Regions from separate parts of the Homo sapiens genome. Here region 1 is linked to region 2. The links are chromatin contacts, found by Hi-C or POLR2A ChIA-PET in ENCODE. All regions are on one chromosome and are shown on one strand. The core of a region is the stretch at or near the end of the contact, and the rest is flanking DNA. Distances in the headings are between cores, read along the strand shown.

Region 1 (7,177 bases), core at 791-3,290, 87 kb after region 2:
CGAGGACCCTGGTATACCTTGGTGGACCCCTGGAACTCCTCAAAATATCCAGTTTGAAATCCACTGCATTCAACCCCCAAACTGCAAATAAACTTGCCTTTGACCACACATGCTTCTGTCCCACCCCCACCCAATCCAGCAGCAGGGGCACGTCTGACAAGATTTCATTAGTGAGAACCAAATGCGAAGAAACAGTCAAAATCCAGTTACTCAACCCTCTCCTCACCAGCACTGCTTTCCATGCACCTCGGCCCTCTTCCTAAAGCCTGGTCCTTTTCTGGTCCTTGGCCTGGAAAAAGTGATCTTTCATGAGGGAATGCTAGTGGAGGAACGTTGGGCGTGGCCATGGTTCTGCTCAGACTTGTCCTGTGGCCTGCACACATCCTCCCCCTCACTGGGTCTTGGTTTTGTCATCTGTAAATGTAAACCCAGTCTCATGACACCCAAGCCTCCTTCCCTGGCTCCCACTCACTGGCCCTACCCCGGCCTAGACTATCTGCCTTCTACACCAGCAGAGGCTTTGAGGGGGATTTTCTTTAAAATTCACTCCCACTATGTGGTCGAGTGCCATCAGCTTGGGGTCTTGCCTCAAGTGCCACCAGGGCCCTGCTCTCCTGGAGTAATGGGAGACGATGACACGATGACTCTAGTAAGTTCTGAGAGGACCTACAGTGGTTTAATGGAAAACTGCTGGATGTGGGGACAAAAAGAGGAGCAGCATGGGGCACGGCCCTGAAGGCCACATACCAGGCACCGGGCATCTTCGTGTCATGTGAACTGCCACGGGCCTGTGGTGTCATTCCACCTGCTGATGGAGGAGGTGACTTGCTCAGGGTCACACAGACCCAACGTAGCCCGGCTCCAGGACATGCACTCTTCCTGCTAGACCAAGCTGCTCCCACCACACTTCCAGGCACTGGAGGAGAAGAGGAGCATGTTCTCATCCTGGCTTCTCTTCCTGACTGGGTCATATCAGGAAGTGGTTTGGGCCAAGTACAAACTTCCTCCCTCTGGGGCTCAGTTTTCCTGGCTGTGAAATGAGACAGACACTGTGCTATCTCCATGGCACTGTTAAGCGACAACCAGGCAAGACACAGATGCAATGCAGGAAGGAACCAGCCCGAGTTTCACAAAACTTCAACCCTCTCAGGCCCGATGGTCCTCTTTTTATTATAATGTTTTGTAATGATCCTTGCATTATCCTGAAGTGAAATTCATAGATTACATAACCTACCTACCTAAATTCGGATATAATGCCTTACATGTACTGCAAAGGAGAGAGAAAAGAGAAGCAGTCTATAATAAAATGTGCATTACAACACATAAAGGGCCAGACCCAGCTACACTAGGAGACGGAGGCGGTCCACGCTTGCACCTACCCACAGACCCACTGGGAGTGCTGCTGCTGCAAATGGGATGTGACGAAGGGGAGGTCTATGGATGACTGAAACGTCACAGTGACGATGCTGGAGATAGGACTTTACGAAACAGAAAACAACTCTTGGTAAAGTTACAAACAAAATTAAGTATGATTTTCTTTTGACGGATGCAGTAGTCAAATTCCTAGAAAATTCAGCACATACTAAACCTGGTTAAAAAAATAAGTGCTTTTTCTTAAAACAGAGCAAGCTCTGGCTTGAGTTTTTCAACTGCATGTTTTGGTGGGACACGCAAGACAAGACTTCACTGCGCAGGATGATCCTGCACATTGCAATGTGCACCTGTCCCCGCTGTCCCCTAAATCGCCAACAGCTCTCCGTTTCCACTTTGTCTCTGGTGAGAGCTTCTTGTCTGGTCTGACACTGCCATTTCAGAGTCTAGAACATCAACACCTACAAAGAAGACAAAACGTAACTAAAGCCACATGCGAGGCAAAGGCTGAGTGGGGGCAAGAGCCTCCTCCCGGCTTGCAGGGCAGGTTCTCCCCCGACTCAAGGAAGCTCATGGACAGTCAAACTTTCTGCAGAGTTTCAGACACTGTGGCAGGGGAGGCATGTTCCCTATTCAGTTGGGATGTGGCCAAGCGGCTGCTGCTGCTACAACCACTACTACTTACTGCTAGTCACCATCACAGCCCTTCCTGCTTGTGCTAGGCTGTCTGTCTCAAATACTTCTACAGCCATCGTCCCCTTGGACTCTCATGCTGCGAGACAGACATGCCACGGATAACCACCTACATTTCACAGACGAAGAAACCAAGGTCCAAGAAAGGGAAATGAGTTGCCCAAGGCACATGCAAAGAAAGAGCACAGCCAGGTCTAGCACCCAGGTCTCTTGGTTACCTCAACACCATGACCTCTTACCAAGCAGATGACAGCTTACCCGGCACCCTGAAGGGCGCCTTGCCTGGCAAAAGACTGTGGAGGACAATCAGTACTCTGTCTTCCAAATGAGGATACTGAGGCTCGAAAATGTCACTAGACCTGATGAAGTCACACAGTCAGCAGATGGTGGGACTAGGGCAAGAGCCAGGCCTCCTGAGTCTCAGTCTGGAAGGCTAGAATTGGGGTCCCTGTTCTTAGAGGGTTGCTGAGATTCAAAAGGTGAAAAGGCTCATGCAGTTATCACACATATCCTGAGTCCCCGTGGTGTGTCGCCTCTGTACTTGTTCTAGAGAGGCAGGGATGACTGAGACAACACAGGTCCTGCTCCCAACAGGACTAGCGTGCTAGTAGGGATGCTGGTACCAAAGAGGTGTCCTGAATAAAACATGCTAAGTAGCATGATTGAGTAAACATGCAGGGCCAAGGGCACTGGCTGCAGCTGCCCAACAGGAGGCAGTAGATGGAGCAGCAAGGAGGTGGCCCTGGATGTTGGCATGACCGGCACAAGGTCTGACCCTGGGGCCCCGTGGCTCTACAAAGCCCTCTGTGAGGCCAGCTCCCATCCCTTCTTCTCCTTCAGCTACAGGAGTAGCTCCAAAAGTTAAAAAAAAAAAAAAAAAAAAAAAAAAGTAAAGAGAGGAGAAACTGGATTATATACCCCTAAAACCCTTCCTATCTTTAAATTCACTTGTGACTGCAGCTCAGCGGGGGATTATTTATCTACACATTTGATCTCACAGTGCCATGTTTCTTTCTCATGTTCCTGCAGTGATTCATCCAAGGAAACTCTTTCTCAAATAGGCACTCAGACTTCTGATAGTTCCAATAAAAATTATTATGAGGACTGGTAACTGTTATGACTATTTTTAATGCAGAACTACCTCATCCCCATCATAACGGGAGCTTTGCAGGGTTTATAAAAACCTTGCCAAGTTCTCTGAGAACTTTCTGAGGAGCAGAAAAACATCTTTTGCCCTGGGGCCCTCACACTAGTGTGGAGAGCTCCTTATTCCTTAGAATTGTCTCAAATAAACCAAGTGGCCACCTTCACCAATTAGGAGGCACAACCCAGAGAATAACTCATGCTTTGAGACAGTATTATCCACATAAATAACCAATTAATCCAATATGAGAAAAGGAGAAGCTAAAGCCAGAGATCTGATCAACAATGAAAGTAATGACTTTCAGCTTTCAGGACCAGATATTACAATAAAGAAAAAGAAAAGTAACGGCTGAAGGTCTGCCTGAGAGGAAGAAGATTTAAACCACCACCATCATAATAAATAGAAGAACTCAAAAGTCAAGTCCCCTGGGGCTGCTGAATGCAGAGGTAGACTATGTACTTGTCCCCGGCCCAGTGCCACCTGAAAAGGTCACAGTGGGTTTTAAAAAGACAGCAACTATTTACCAAACACTTACTTGGTGTTAGGAACTGTCCTGAGCACTCTAAAGGGATGATCACAGTTAGTCCTCAGAACAACCAACGGGCAGGTACAGGTCAGGCGACTGGGGCACAGGGAGATCAAGTAACTTGCTCAGAATAAGTACATATGCACACACACACGCTCACACGCACCCTCCTGCAGCACGTGCATGCATATACCCACAGCACACAGGGCCCTGGGTGCCGGGATGTGAAAAACGCAGAGAAAAGCACATACCTCCTTGCCCTCAGGAGCTTGTATCTATGCACTCAACACTCAACAGCTCTTTTGGGTCTGTGGATGCATCATGCACTGTGATGGGCGCTGGGATCCAATGGGGATCCAGGTCAGCTGCTGTGTCTCTGCCTCTCACAACAGCCTTGTGGGAGACCAAACAGCAGCCGGGCCTTAATGTTACAAAGTGGTGAATGGCAATGGGGAGCATGGGGAGCACATAGAAGGGGCGCCTCATCCTCACCTGGGGTGGGCATGGGGGGCCACAGAAGTCTTCCCAGAGAAAGGGAAACCCAGTAGGAGAGGAAAGATCAGTACATGAGCAGGCAAAATGAAGAGGAAATGGATAAAGAGAGGCAGAAACCAAGTGTCCCAGGAGGCCAAGCGGGGAGACAGAAGTTGAAGGAGGAGGAAAGCTTTGCTGAGAGAGCACTAGGCTGGATCCAGAGGGCTGGGGAGGATGTTGATAAGCAGAGATGGTAAGAAAACATTCCAGGGAGAGAACAATATTTGAAAAGCTTGGCATCCAATCCCTACAGGACGCTGACTTTTCTACATCTGTCCTTGGCTGTGTGCCTTTCTACTGTTTGCATATTTTTAGAAAACAAAAACACAAGCTCATCTGAAAGCTCCCTGTGTGCTCTTGTCACTTTTGGTATCCTTTTCCTTCAAAAAAAAAAAAAAACTCTCTGGGAAAATATAAAATGACAACCTCTTAAGCCCCAGAGCCACAGAATCTTGCCTCTGATTTGTGTCTTTTTTTTTTTTTTTTTGAGACGGAGTCTTGCTCTGTTGCCAGGCTGGAGTGCAGTGAGGCGATCTCGGCTCACTGCAACCTTTTTCTTCCGGGTTCAAGCGATTCTCCTGCCTCAGCCTCCCAAGTAGCTGGGACTAGAGGTGCACGCCACCAAGCCCAGCTAATTTTTGTATTTTTTCTTTTAGTAGAGACAGAGTTTCACCATGTTGGCCAGGATGGTCTTGATCTCTTGACCTTGTGATCCGCCCGCCTCAGCCTCACAAAGTGGTGGGATTACAGGCGTGAGCCACTGTGCCCACCCTTTATGTCCATTTTTAAAAGTAGGTGACAGTATGATGGTGGGTGCCAAGATCAGCAGGCAGCAGAGAAATACTCTGGTCAGAACTGCCCTTTAAGGAGAGAAGAGGAACGGGTGGGTAGGGGCCAGCATGGGAGAAAAACGCCAACCCTCCCTCTGGCACTTCTGGAGGAATCTAGGTCTCTTAGCTGCTAGCTCTCCCTTCCCCATCATTACACCAGATGGCGTCTCTTTCAGAAGCCAGACGAGGAAGAGCCAAGGAATCTGTGACCCACCAACATGGCTCTAGAAGCTAAACAAGAAGTTTCTCCAGCAGAAGGAAAGGTCCAAGGAATGACAAACACGAATAACAATAACAACTCCTAAAATGTAGACAATGTAGATGTCACCTGACAGCCAAGGAGGTGTACTTATCCTCTATCATGAGCCTGGAACATACCACATGACGTTAGGCTGCCTCCATTCATTTGTGGAAGGAAATACAAGGTTGCTTTGTCATTAGAGGATGCACGCACCTGGGGAGAGGGAAATTATGCAGATATAGCAAAAGGTGCAAGGAGGCTGTGTTCCTCTATGCTGCGCTGCACTTGTCAAAGGTACTGATAAAAATAACAGAAAAGATGAAATTGCCTACTAATGTATGCAAATGTTCACCCTTACCAGTAAGGAAAAATGCAAGTCAGACCGGGCATGGTGACTTACACCTTAATCCCAGCACTTTGGGAGGCTGAGGTGGGCGGATCACTTGAGGTCAGGAGTTTGAGACTGGCCTGGCCAACATGGTGAAACCTCGTCTCTACTAAAAATACAAAAATTAGCCAGGCATAGTGGTGGGCGCCTGTAATCACAGCTTCTCATGAGGCTGAGGCAAGGGAATCACTTGAACCAGGAGGCAGAGGTTGCAATAAGCCGAGATAGTGCCACTGCACTCCAGCCTGAGTGACAGAGCGAGACTCCATCCTCCCAAAAAAAGAAAAATGCAAATAAAAATGTTTCCCTTCTCTTGTGTTTACAAAGATTAATGAGAGTACTAATGCCTAGTGCTTATGAATTATGAAGTCTGAGGAGTGGGCAACTGTCTTGTGCTGGACAGCGTGTAAACCAGTATAGTCATGCTAGAAGGCATTTGGCAAGACTTCCCAAAACTTTATTTTCTAATTTTTACTTATTTTTTTGAGACGGAGTTTCACTCTTGTTGCCCAGGCTGGAGCATAATGGTACAATCTCGGCTTACTGCAACCTCTGCCTCCTGGGTTCAAGTGATTCTCCTGTCTCAGCCTCCCGAGTAGCTGGAATTATAGGCATGCGTCACCACACCCAGCTAATTTTCTTTTTTTTGAGACAGAGTTTCGCTCTTGTTGCCCAAAGTGGAGTGCAATGGCACAATCTCAGCTCACCGTAATCCCGCCCCCTGGGTTCAAGCGATTCTCCTGCCTCAGCCTCCCGAGTAACTGGGATTACAGGCACGCACCATCATGCCTAATTTTATATTTTTAGTAGAGATGGGGTTTCCCTATGTTTGTCAGGCTGGTCTTGGAACTCCCGACCTCAGGTGATCTGCCTGCCTTGGCCTCCCCAAGTATTGGGATTACAGGTGTGAGCCACCGCGCCCGGCCTAATTTTGTCTTTTTAGTAGAGACGAGGTTGGCCAGGCTGGTCTCGAACTCTTGACCTCAGGTGATCTGCCCACCTCGGCCTCCCAAAGTGCTGGGATTACAGGCATGAGCCACCATGCCCGGACCCAAAACTTGAAAAGCACATATATTGTTTGACACAGAAACATGCCCAAGGAAAATAACTGGACAAGCATGCGAATATGGACACATGAGATACAAAGTATACATACACATAAAAATAACAAGAATGCCCTCTACCACATGAGGATAATCGTGGAAAATGGGGACAACCAACATGTTTAAAAGTAGATGGTGCTTACATTATGGCACATCTTTGCATGGTCCTCGGCAGAGTACCTTAGCCACATAAATGTTGGAAGGTTCATACTTCCATTTTTTTTTTTTTTTTTTTTTTTTTGAGACAGACTCTTGCTCTGTCACACAGGCTGGAGTGCAGTGGTGCAATCTTGGCTCACTGCAACTGCAATCTCTGCCTCCTGGGCTCAAGCAATCCTCCCACCTCA
Region 2 (7,173 bases), core at 2,981-5,480:
GAATTGTTTGTAGAAACAGGGTCTCGCCGTGTTGCCCAGGCTGGTCTCGAACTTCTGGATTGAAGCCATCATCCTGCCTTAGCCTCCCAAAGTGCTGGAATTACAGATGGGTGCCACCAGGCCTAGCCTCATCAGACTCTTGATTCTACTTTTGCCTGTGTTTGAAACTGCTCTAGGCCGAGCACGGTGGCTCATGCCTGTAATCCCAGGACTTTGGGAGGCCGAGGCGGGCAGATCATGAGTTCAGGAGTTTGAGACCAGCCTGGCCAACATAGTGAAATGCTGACTCTACTAAAAATACAAAAATTAGCTGGGCATGGTGGCGTGTACCTGTAGTCCCAGCTACTTGGGAGTCTGAGGCAGGAGAATCGCTTGAACCTGGGAGGCAGAGGTTGCGGTGAGCTGAGATCGTACCACTGCACTCCAGCCTGGGCAACAGAGTGAGACTCTGTCTCAAAAATAAATAAATAAATAAATAAATGAAATTAAAAAATAAGAAACTGGGCCAGGCGCGGTGGCTCACGCCTGTAATCCTAGCACTTTGGGAGGCAGAGGCGGGCGGATCACGAGGTCAGGAGATCGAGAACATCCTGGCTAACATGGTGAAACCCCGTCTCTGCTAAAAAAATAAAAAATAATAAAAAATAAAAAGAAACTGCTTGGCCGGGCGTGGTGGCTCACGCCTGTAATCCCAGCACTTTGGGAGGCCGAGATGGGCAGATCACAAGGTCAAGAGATCAAGACCATCCTGGCTAACACAGTGAAACCCCATCTCTACTAAAAATACAAAAAAAGTAGCTGGGCATGGTGGTGGGTGCCTGTAGTCCCAGCCACTCAGGAGGCTGAGGCAGGAGAATGGCGTGAACCTGGGAGGCAGAGTTTGCAGTGAGCCGAGATTGTGTCACTGCACTCCAGCCTGGGCGACAGAGTGAGACTCCATCAAAAAAAAAAAAAAAAAACAAAAAGAAACTGCTCATAACAAAAATTTTATTTTATTTATTTTTTTCAGACAGGGTCTCACTCCATTGCCCAGGCTGGAGTGCAGTGGCATGATCTCGGCTCACTGGAACCTCTGCCTCCTGGGTTCAAGTGATTCTGCCACCTCAGCCTCCCCAGTAGCTCTACTGGCACGTGCCACCACACCCAGCTAATTTTTGTATTTTTTGGTAGAGAGTGGGTTTCACCATGTTGGCCAGGCTGGTATCGAACTCCTGACCTCAAGTGATCTGCCCACCTTGGCCTCCCAAAGTGCTGAGATTATAAGCATGAGCCACTGTGCCTGGCCCAACATTTTTAAAATTTACTTACACAATTCAGCAGATGTTTATGACTGAGCAGCTGCATTGATTGAGTGCCTGCTGGGTGCTGAGCACTGTGCCACGAGCTCCAAGTATCCAGGAGGTCATTTCATCCTCACACTGGCCCAAGGAGAGCATACAGGTTACAGATCAGAGTCTAAGAGGTGGTAGACGAGGCAAGGAAACGTGTAGGTACTTGAAGGCTTTTTTTTTTTCTTTTTTTTGAGATGCAGTCTTGCTCTGTTGCCCAGGCTGGAGTGCAGTGGTATGATCTCGGCTCACTGCAGCCTCTGCTTCCTGGGTTCAAGTGATTCCCTTGCCTCAGCCTCCCAAGTAGCTGGGATTACAGGAGCCTGCCACGATGCCCAGCTAATTTTTTTTTTTTTTTTTAGATGGAGTTTCACTCTTGTTGCCCAGGCTGGAGTGCAATGGCGTGATCTCTGGCTCACCGCAACCTCCGCCTCACCGCAACCTCTGCCTCCCAGGTTCAAGCCATTCTCCTGCCTCAGCCTCCCAAGTAGCTGGGATTACAGGCATGTGCCACCACACCCGGCTAATTTTTTTTGTATTTTTAGTAGAGATGGGGTTTCTCCATGTTGGTCAGGGTGGTCTCGAACTCCCAACCTCAGGTGATCCGCCCGCCTCGGCCTCCCAGAGTGCTGGGATTACAGGCCTGAGCCACTGCGCCCAGCATGCCCAGCTAATTTTTTTTGTATTTTTAGTAGAGACAGGGTTTCACCATGTTGGCCAGGCTCATTTCGAACTCCTGACCTCAAGTGATCCACCCGCCTTGGCCTCCCAAAGTGCTAGGATTACAGGTGTGAGCCTGGCCTATGTGAAGGTTTATTTAAGCCCTCACCTCTCAGTGGTAGGCAGTGATTAGATAATACCTCAATGTGAAAAAATCAGTAACCATTAGTACTGTGTAAACCTGTCACTTCCACATATGGAGGTGAGAACCTGAAGAAACATCTAGAGGAGTACAAAGTGGCTGCCTCTTTGGGGAGGACCCAGGGTGGGCAAAGCAAGGCAAGGGACTGCCTTTTTTCATTGTAAGCCTTGTAGTTCTATTTGTCTGTTAAAAATATGTACGTGTTATTAATTTTATTGAAAAGAAAAGCTAAAGCAAAAAAGAAAAAAGGAAGAAAATGAAGGATCAAAGAGGTGAAGTAATTCGCCCAAGGTAACACAGGATTCAGAACTAAGTGTGTCTGAGTTCATATTTGGGATAGCCACAACCCTGCAGCCTTGCCCAGCCCTTGGCCTGATGCTGGAGTTGGGGTCTATGGGACCAGCCTCCAACCTTGAAGACAGATCACCTTCTGCTATGAAATGTTGCTGAAGTGAGAGCCTGTTGGAGACGTTCACCTGATGAGCCTTGATGAAACAGAAAGGACTTTTCACATGTCTGACCTTGCAGGCTGGTTTGTGGGGATTCAGTGTCCACCAAAGCCCCAGCCCAGTGCCAGCAAATCAGTAGAGTGTTGTCTAAGTCAGCGGCATTGTTTTGCGAGCCCATGGATGAGCTGTTCTCCAAGGTCAGCCACAAATGTGTCAGAATTCAAACCCAGGGCCTGGGGTTGAATTCAGGTCTCAGTAGCTGATGATCCTCAGCACAAATGGTGGGGCCAGTGCTGAGAAGTACATGGAGTCTGGAAAGTAAGGCCTGGTCTTGGCAATGTGGTGGAGGTGGGGCTGGATGGACCCTGGAGAGAGCAGCATGTGAAAGGCCCAGATGCATGGCCTGGGAGCTGACATGGGTCAGTGTAGCTGGAGAATAGAGCACAGGGTGGGAGAACCAGGAGGTTGCAGCCAGAGATGGGCAGAGGTGGAAGCAGGGCTTTGAAGGGCCTTGCAGGTTGCCATTGGCCCTGATGTCAGGGTAGCAGTGAAGGCCTGTGGCCATCACAAATGCCTGTCTATGCTCACCTTTCCCCTCCGCTTGCCTTCCCACCCCCACCCCCACCCCCGCCCCCGCAGGCGCTGACTCTCCCTTCCAGGGCCCTGCCCATCAGTTTTCACCAGCAGAGCTTCAGGCGCAAGGCTGCCTGGTATGAGGGTGCCCTCAGCTCCCCAGGCCTGTCCCCAAACAGTCCAGCTGGGGGACCCAGACAGTCATTCAGCCTCTAGGGGCCTCCACTGACTCCCCAGGAACAAAAGAGCCTTTGTGCCTCCCTCCCAGGGCTGCCATGGGCCTGAACATCAAGTAGCCTCTAAAGTACCTGGCAGGGGGCCTGGTACTCAGATGATGCCCAGGGATGTTACTTCCTAGCTATCGTCCCGCTCCTTGGTTTATATTAACACACAGGTATTAACGTGCCTTCTGTGAGCCACTCCTGCTTACTGGGGAGATACAGAGATGAAAAGTCAGTGGGTGTAGACAAGCAGATGGCAGCCCAGTGTGGGGTGGTCGGTGCCAGTAGGAGGAAGATGCACAGGGTATGAAGAAGCCCCAGAAGGCCCTTAACCCAACCCCAGCCGGGATTGCAAAGAACAGTCGGAGCAAGCGAGGGGGAGAGGAAGGGGGGAAAGGTCGTTCTGAGCAGAGGGCACAGCCTGGGTGAGTCTAGGCCGGCAAGGAGCACGTGGCAGGCCAGGGGGCCTGGCGGGAGGTCTGGCAAAGATTTGTGCCTTTATCCCCAAAAAGCCACTCCGGGGTGTGAAACACCGCCGCTAGGTGGAGAAGGGAGGCGAGAGCAGCGGCTCCAAGGCACCTGGGCGAAAGAGCGGAAGCGGCGCCGCTCAGGTCTCCGGCCCCGCCCTCTGGCCGAGGTGTCAGGCCTGACGCCCCGCCCACAGCTCGCTGAAGGGCTACGGGACGCGCGGGATGGGACTTTGCCTCCCTCGCTGGTTGGCCCGAGCCGAGGACACATGACACAGAGCGGCCAATCCCCGCGCCTCAGGGACCCATGCCCACTATTTCCGAGCCCGGCCCGCCTGATTGTCCCGCGCGGGAGCCGCAGGGAGACTGGTCGGCAGGGGGCGACAAAGGGCAACTTGAGCCGCCGGGACGCGGTTGTGGAGGCCCCAGGGCTGCCGGGCAGTAGCGATTTCCGGGACGGCCGGGCGGCCAAGTTCGGTGACCTTTCTATGGCGTGTGCGGTCGCCGAGGCCGCCCCGCGTCTGACATCCCCGGGGCAGTGGGCTCTCCTCGTGTGGCCTGGCGCGTGATTGCTGGCCCACCCCACTCTGCCAGGCCTCAGTTCCTAGTCTCTGAGGGTCTGGGCTTCTGCAGGGACGTAGGAGTTACAAAATGCCCCCTCCGCCCATGTCCCCCCATTTTTTGAGGTCTTGACCTCTACCTCCCAGAGCTCACGCTGCCTCCTCCAGGAAGCTTGTCCCGGAGCCCTGGGACGAGACTCGAGCCCCACCCCTGACCCCCGTGCTCTCGGGCCCACAAACAGGTCCCTGGGCCTTGACGCATGGCCATCTGGGGACCCCTGTCCCAGAACGCAGAGCCTGGGCAGAGCCCCCTCCCCAGCCATGGCCCCAGGTTCGTTGGGGGTCCTGAGGCTGGTAAAGGCCGCCTTTCGTCAGGCTGAGACCGTGAACTTGGCACGGGCCATCACCACCGACAGCTGACTAGTAGGAGATGCAAAGGGAGAGGACCCTGCCGAGGCCTGAGGTCCCCGTGAGGCGCGGGGGCTGGGGAGCCGAGAAGCCGACCTTGATGGAAGGCCGACCTTGATTAATTAAGGTATCTGGCAGAAGAAATTTATTTCTTTATCTTTTTTTTCTTTTCTTTTTTTTTTTCCCCTGACTTCTCCCACCCCGCCCTGAGCCCATCCGCATCTGGACTTAAGCCCTAGACCACTTCGGAAGTGGGTGGGTGGTGGGGGGAGGGGGGTGGTGATCATTTGCCAAGACATGTACAAAACAAAGTTTCTGGAAACAGGCTCTTCCAGAATTCAGCAGAGCCTGCTGGGAAGGCCACTCACCCCCTCGGGAACAAGGGTTTTGCCAAAAACACTGGACATGGAATTAAGCCTTACCGATTTATCTTGGTGATAGCCTCTCCCAGAGAAGGTCAGCTCTAAAAGGGAAGAAAAGTCTGTCCCCAGTTATAATTCTTTTTTTTCCTTTGAGACAGAGTCTCACTATGTTGCCCAGGCTCTAGTGCAGTGGCGCAGTCTTGGCTCACTGCAAGCTCCGCCTTCCGGGTTCAAGCGATTCTCCTGCCTCAGCCTTCCGAGTAGCTGGCATTACAGGCACCTGCCACCACGTCCAGCTAATTTTTTTGTATTTTTAGTACACACGGGGTTTCACCATGTTGGCCAGGCTGGTCTCAAACTCCTGACCTCAGGTGACCCGTCCACTTCAGCCTCCCAAAGTGCTGGGATTAGAGGCATGAGCCACCGCGCCCGGCCTGTTATCATTTTATTGAGTGTAGTATTTTATATTTTATTCCTTTAGCTAGTCAAGAAAAAAAAAGGAATAAAATATAAATCCAGGAGGCAGAGGTTTTGGTAAGCCGAGGTCGCGCCACCGCACTCCAGCCTGGGCAACAGAACGAGACTCCGTCTCAAAAAAAAAAAGCAAAAAACAAAAAAGACAGCCCGAGCGCGGGGCTCACGCCTGTAATCCCAGCACTTTGGGAGGCTGAGGCGGGTGGATCGCAAGGTCAGGAGATCGAGACCATCCTGGCTAACAGGGTGAAACCCCGTCTCTACTAAAAATACAAGAAATTAGCCGGGCGTGGTGGTGCACGCCTGTAGTCCCCGCTACTCTGGAGGCTGAGGCGGAAGAATCGCTTGAACCTGGGAGGCGGAGGTTGCAGTGAGCCAAGATCGTGCCGCTGCACTTCAGCCTGGGCGACAGAGCGAGACTCCATCTCAAAGAAAAAAAAAAAAAGAATAGACTAATCCATTTGTGGGTTAATAAATTAATGGGTTAGCATGTGAGTAGAACTACATACATGCCTGAGGGCTTGATGGAAGGCCGACCTTGATTAATTAAGGTATCTGGCAGAAGAAATTTATTTCTTTCTCTTTCTTTTCTTTTCTTTTTCTTTTTTTGAGAGAGAGTCTAGCTCTGTTGCCCAGGCTGGAGTGCAGTGGCACAATCTTGGCTCACTGCAACCTCTGCCTCCTGGGCTCAAGTGATCCTCTCACCTCAGCCTCCCAGTAGCTGGGACTACAGGTACATGCCACCATGGCTGGCTAATTTTTTATATTTTTAGTAGAGACGGGGTCTTGCCATGTTGCCCAGGCTGGTATGGAACCCCTGGGCTCAAGTGATCTTCCCACCTTGGCCTCCCAAAGCGCTGGGATTATAGGCTTGAGCCACCTTGCCTGGCCAGAAGAAATTTCTAAGTGTGAAGTGAAATAAAATATAGAGACAAATCTCTAAATTGAAAAAGTTTTATTTGAAAAGCAAGAATGGCAATTTGGGGCATATAAACAGACCAGGTAGTTTTCAGTATGTCTGAAGAACAAAGAGAAGGTTGGAGGTTTTATAAAAAAGAAATATTATGCATTGTTTTAAAAGGAAGTTCATGGCTATTAGTAAAGTTTTGGGGAGCTGACAAGCTCTGGTGAGCAATGATGATGCCGCAGGTAAAACTAGTCTTAGAGTTGCACCAGGTTGTTTCAGTAACAGGTGGGTAAACTGGTGTCATGTTACAGCAGGCAGTTTCAGCAGCCAGGTTTGCAGAGAATGACATTCTTGGAGCAATGTTATGTGACCCCAGTGCTTTTTCCTCCTGGCCTCTCAACTCTGTTTTAGTTGGGTCTGACAACAGTAACCTGGTTGTATGATCAACTTTCACATTAGCAAAACAGAGATGAAGCTGCATGATGACTTATACTAATAATTCTTTTTTTTTTTTTTTGAGACAGAGTTTCGCTCTGTCGCCCATGCTAGAGTGTAGTGGCAT

The links. A loop is a pair of places that touch in the nucleus more often than their neighbours do. ChIA-PET counts read pairs that join two places held with the same protein, here RNA polymerase II (POLR2A). Pooled maps may share reads with other maps.
Region 1: a loop to region 2 is called in a map of CD8-positive, alpha-beta T cell, with 13 times the contacts of the local background. The contact joins two enhancer-like sites. A Hi-C loop is called at or near these places in 39 of 168 maps with a recorded cell type or tissue (B cell, CD4-positive, alpha-beta T cell, CD4-positive, alpha-beta memory T cell and 26 more), 26 of 37 single-sample maps with no recorded cell type and 39 of 50 pooled maps. POLR2A ChIA-PET finds 5 or more read pairs at or near these places in 8 of 52 experiments (CD4-positive, alpha-beta T cell, H1, MCF 10A and 5 more).

What each region holds. Positions count from the first base shown.
Region 1 is chr14:100,100,679-100,107,855 of GRCh38, reverse strand. All of the region lies in intron 3 of EVL (Enah/Vasp-like), which reads right to left. Among named protein-coding and RNA genes, the nearest start is that of MIR151B, 5.2 kb to the left of the region's middle. Within about 2 kb of position 2,040, at least 12 of the 41 ENCODE cell types and tissues checked have a DNase peak (open chromatin) inside an H3K27ac peak, as active enhancers do; they include CD4-positive, alpha-beta T cell, CD8-positive, alpha-beta T cell, dorsolateral prefrontal cortex and 2 more, where a contact is called at or near this core.
Region 2 is chr14:100,190,053-100,197,225 of GRCh38, reverse strand. No RefSeq gene overlaps it. Among named protein-coding and RNA genes, the nearest start is that of DEGS2, 34 kb to the right of the region's middle. RefSeq lists silencers at 3,365-3,454, 4,045-4,364. Within about 2 kb of position 4,230, at least 31 of the 41 ENCODE cell types and tissues checked have a DNase peak (open chromatin) inside an H3K27ac peak, as active enhancers do; they include CD4-positive, alpha-beta T cell, CD8-positive, alpha-beta T cell, dorsolateral prefrontal cortex and 2 more, where a contact is called at or near this core.